Regions from separate parts of the Homo sapiens genome. Here region 1 is linked to region 2. Evidence: chromatin loops called from intact Hi-C (ENCODE). Cell type or tissue: CD4-positive, alpha-beta T cell. All regions are shown on one strand.

The links. Hi-C counts contacts between places; a loop is a spot of excess contacts. Peaks named below come from ENCODE experiments on the same cell type or tissue, not always from the same donor. Only the 100,000 strongest peaks of a DNase experiment are listed, where the experiment ranks them.
Region 1: it touches region 2 in a loop (4-fold over the local background); 16 of 110 quality-filtered maps call a loop at or near these places.

Annotation. Positions count from the first base shown.
Region 1 is chrX:15,972,518-15,975,017 of GRCh38, forward strand. No RefSeq gene overlaps it. Among named protein-coding and RNA genes, the nearest start is that of AP1S2, 120 kb to the left of the region's middle. In CD4-positive, alpha-beta T cell, no CTCF peak of the experiment used is centred here; a DNase peak (open chromatin) is centred at 984.
Region 2 is chrX:15,686,241-15,688,740 of GRCh38, forward strand. It overlaps CA5BP1-CA5B (CA5BP1-CA5B readthrough), which reads left to right. Exons shown (of 12, transcript NR_160544.1): 2 at 2,421-2,500. It also overlaps the pseudogene CA5BP1. Among named protein-coding and RNA genes, the nearest start is that of CA5BP1-CA5B, 12 kb to the left of the region's middle. In CD4-positive, alpha-beta T cell, a CTCF peak has its summit at 1,058 (motif pointing right); a DNase peak (open chromatin) is centred at 1,031.

The sequences.
Region 1 (2,500 bases), 290 kb after region 2:
CTTTGACAAAAGACAGATTAACAAGAGAAAAACAGAACTTTTAAAACATGTATATTTTCCATGTACATAGGAGACACCCAGAAAGTGAGGAGTTCTCAAAGAGGTGGCTTTGAATTCCAGCTTAAATAGCATCTTCAGTAAAGAATAGTAAACTTTTAGAGAAATTAAAAGTCAAAGGAAAAGGATCTTGAATCTCTATGGGTGTGGCAACTTGTGGAAAGGCAAACTGCAGTTAAAGGCTAGTAAGTAAAGCTCTGGTACCATCTCTTGGCCAGTATGGATCTGCCATTTTCTTCAGTGATTAATCTTTGTTTTTCTTGGTAGAAGGGGTGGAGGCAGGATACCTTTTGTCTTCGTAAATCTATATCCTGCTTTTAGGCAAGTAGAGGGAGGGCAGAGAGCTTTCCTGCATCTGCTTCTTCTTAATTATCTTCAGCTCAACAATCCTTCATATTTGGTGTTCTGGTCCCCCATATAACATTGCCTGGAATGGAATTTTTGACTCCCTCTCCTGTCCCCCAGTAATCTGTTCCTCTTATAGTATGCTGTACTCAGTAAATCTCACCTTCACCCACCACAACTTAAGCCCCAAACTGGAGTAACCTTGTCATTTCCCCTTTCCTTCTCTCACATTATACCATCACTAAGTCCTATTGATTCTGGTTCTAAAATATATCCCAATTCTATCCCAACTGTCTGCTTGAATCCTGGCTCTCTTATCATGGGAAAGTTTCTTGAACTCTGTTCCTCAGTTTCCTCATCTGTAAAATGTAGTCGATAGTACCTACCAAATAGGTTGTTGTGAGGAAAGTTAGCATTATTCTTTCTCAAAACCACACACTTGTCCAAGTCACAATGATCTCTTCCTTGGGCTTCTGTAATCACCTCCTAACTGGTCTCCCTACAACCACTGATGTCCTTAGGACCCATCCTGTAAAGCAGTGGATCTCAACTGGGGCAATACTGTCCCCTAGGGGACACTTGGACATGCCTGGAGACATTTTTGCTTGTCACAACTGGGGAAGGCGTTACTACTGGCATCTAGTGGGTAGAGGCCAGGGATGCTGCTAAGCCTCCTACAATGTACAGGACAGCCTCCCACAACAAACAATTATCTGGCCCCAAATATCAATAGTGCCCACGTTGAGAAACTCTGCTCTAAAATGATGATCTTTCTTAAACACAAATAAAGTCAGTCTGTTCCCCTGTTTGCATCCACCCAGTAATTCCCCATAGCTCTTGGATAAAGCCCAAATCCTTAACATGGCACCCCCAGGCCCTGGGATACGGCTCACTGATCCTCCTTCTTGATCTAATTTACCTTTTCAACTACAGCCAAAGATCTAAGATTCCCTGTAAACCAACCCCAGCTGCAGACTCCCAGGCCCTGGGATCCAACCCACTGCTCTAGCCTTATCTCACACTACTGTCACCTGCCTTCTCTTCACCCTGCTAGTTTACCCTGATCCAGCCACATGGGTATTCCTTTGGTTTCCCAAGAAGACCAAATACTTGGCTGCCTCAAAATCCTTACACAGGCTCTTCCGGCTGCTGGAACCGTGCCTGCCTAGCTGTGCTTGGATAGCTTCCCTTCCTCATGGGAATTGGGTGGAATTGGCTGTTTTGGGCTGGTGGAAGAGAGCCCTTGAGATGGAGCAATCCATTGCACTTGCTACCACGTGGTGACCAATTTACTAGAACATCCTCTGCTGGTTCCTCCTTCCCTGCCTCAAGCAGCACTCAGTGCATTCAGCAGGCACTTCTCTTCTGTGGCCATTAATTTAGAGCAGCTCCTTCAGCAATTATAGAGGATTCCTGTGAGGTTAGGAGGGTGAGGTGGAAGGCTAGACCTCCCTGAAAGCCCTCACCTGGAGGTAGTAAAGGGGAAGCCTGATGGATAAATCAATTCTTCAGACTGTTCTCAGAGAATTAAAAATTATGTTAGTTACCAACATTTACAGATCCAGAAAATTACCACGAACACCAGGATTCCATTTATCTCCTTCACTGGAAGATCTAGAGGCGCATGCTTACTTCTTCATGCGGCAATAATCAGCAATTGCTGATCCTGGCTCCCCTTTCAGTGGAGCTCCCACAGCCCCCACCTAGCCTGCTTTGCACAAGTGCTTTACTGCTTACCCTTAGTTTGTCATGCTGCATTGAAACCCCAATGTCAATCCAGAGCCTGCAGTGCTAGAGGACTTTGTCTCTGCAGGACTGCCAGCCCATGCCACTGAGCCTTTGCTACCCACATTTAGGGAAAGTATAAACAGCCCACAGGGCCTATGTCTTCTACTTCTTGGGGTGTTCTTTGTTTCCCTTCTGACTGGGGTTAGTCTCCTGGGTCCTATTGCAAAGACACTCTGTGCCTTCATTTCTACTTAAAGTCATTAGGAGACTGATTTGAGACTGGCTGGAAAACAAGTTTATTCTGCCATCTCAGCCCAAGTGACCTGCACAGGACAGCTTGATCAATCCTTCCAAAGCTGTCTGGGTCTCG
Region 2 (2,500 bases):
TGTGAATTTATCATTAGCAAAACAAGCCCTTGGCAAAAAGTTGGCTTCAATAGGGGGATAATGACCAAGGACCACCTCTCCCCACAGTGGGTTGGATGGTCTAGCCTAGATGGTCTTTGTTTAAAAAGGAGGAGGTGGGTAGGAGGAAAGAAACCTTCTGGAAGCTGAACTTGTAAACTCAAGGGCATAAACTGATCGTGTCATTATGGTCATTAAAGAGCAATTGAAGGAACAGGCTCAGTTTTCTTGGGCTGGTATTTGCATGAGTCTGAGTGTTGATACTTCCCATTTCATGAATGAGATGGGGAACAATTAAGGATGACCAAGGCATCGTCTTAGGGAGCTGATCGTCACTCCAGTTCTTCCCTAGTCTTCATGGTAGACCCTGATTGAATGGCTTTGAAGAATGTGAATTCTCACATTATCAACCACAGTCTGAGTGTCTGAGGGGAAGGTGCGTAGTCTCTTTGTGTCAGGAATCTTTTAAAATATAATCAGGGCCTTTCAAGGGCTTTCTAGAAGGAATCTGCATTCCAATCAGATTTATAGTATTGAAATATTGTGCCAGTTCAAATGCATTTTTAATTTTTGGCTCCTAAATTTAACAGAAAATTATTGTTCTTTTTCTGTTGTATTTTTTCTGTTTTCTGTTGTAAATCTATTATAAGGAATTCTTTCATACTAAGAAAAATGAAAACATTGGGTTCAACCTGTTGGGTATTATGCTCACTGGCTGGGGTGATAGGACTGTTGGGACCCCAAGCCTCAGTGTCACTCCATATACCAAACCTGCATGTGTACCCTTTATAGTTAAAGTTGAAATTAATTTTTTAAATTAGGTTTAAATCTCTTTAGAGATAAGAGAATACTATGTTATAGGAAGAAATAGGAAAAAAAAAGAAGAATATTCTGAGTTTCTGCAGACTGAGATTCTCACCTGGGCCACTATTGACATTTGGGGCTGGATAACGCTTTGCACTGGTGGCTTCCTCCTGTGCTTCGTAGAATATTTAGCAGCATCCCTGGCATCTATCCACTAGATGGCAGTAGCACCCTCTTCCAGTTGTGACAATGAAAAATGTCTCTAGATATTACCAAATGTCCTCTGGGGCCGTAGTCACTCTCCTTGTTGAGACCACTGGTCTGGATGCTCCCAAGAGAGCTCAGTGTCTATACTGCCAGGACACTTTTGCCTACCACCACACAAAAATAAAGCCAAGGCTAAGATTTTAAACTTCCATCTTTGGGCTGCTACTGAAGCAGGAGAACTGTCGCCCCTGTAAGAGTAAACCAGAAGCAAGTTTCTGGTTTTTATGGAAACAAGAGGATGTCCCTGCCATATTCGGGGGATTTGACTGGGTGGGAGCTGCCTAGTTATTTCTCAAATCCTTCGACCCATTCTTAGTGGTGGGGCAAGATGCAGAGGGTCATTGGTAATGATTTCTCTCAATTCATGTTTCTCCTAGTTTTCCTATTGTCCTTGATTCTACCCATCCATGGTACTTCTAAAGGACAGGGAAATGGACCACCCCAAACTGATATACATTGGTTCTGCTCATCACACATGGGGATCTCAACAGGCCAATCTGTGTTACCAGCAAGTCTACTGATACTTACCAGGGACTTGCTACAGAGACCTGGTGCTTGACTCTGGAAGAAAATCAGCATCAGCAATGTCTTCAGTGCCTATGGAGGATGAATTGTATGTGTACACCTTAATAGATAATCTCCACATCCCTGTGACACACTGCAACCTCCAGGGACCTTAGCAATGCCGATGTTCTACCCAGGTTTTGCAGGATGGCTGCCTGGTCCTCAGAGTTTGCTTACATAGGAGGTGAACTCAACTCAGCACGCACAGTTATGTGGGGCGAGCATCTTATGGGATGCAGGCTACACAAGTCTTTTTTTCTACCAGCCAACCAGTTAAACACTGACAATACTTGATTGAACATTTCCTTTCTCAAAGTTCTTCCATTTCTTTCTTTTTTTTTTAAATGAGTCTGTTATTGAAAATCGAATTAGTTTGTCTTTGTATTTAGAGCTAGTTTGGGGGCTTGGGGCTTGGGAAATTCTCAAAGAAGAAAAGAAACTCATTTATGAATACCTATTTCCACATGGCGCTAATCTCCATGCATTTTACTGTTATCACAGGACTGATTGCACTTGGTTTAGGTGAGCTTAGTAGGCAGACTGAGACGAGTTGGGTTTTCAAGATGGCAGAATGCTGTTTTTCTGCACAGTGCTTTCTGACTTGTCTTTAGCCTTTGCTTTAGTCAGCTGCTTAAGGCCCTGAATGGCTAATTGCTAAAGCTCTTAGTTCCCATTAGCCTTGACAGGGTCTCCAGAAGTGGAATTGCCTCATGTGTGATGCTAGATAGTAGACAGTCTTGATAATAGCCTGACCTGCTTTCTCCTAGTGCATCCACTCTGGGAGAGCGTGGACCTGGTTCCTGGGGGCGATCGCCAGTCACCCATCAACATTCGGTGGAGGGACAGT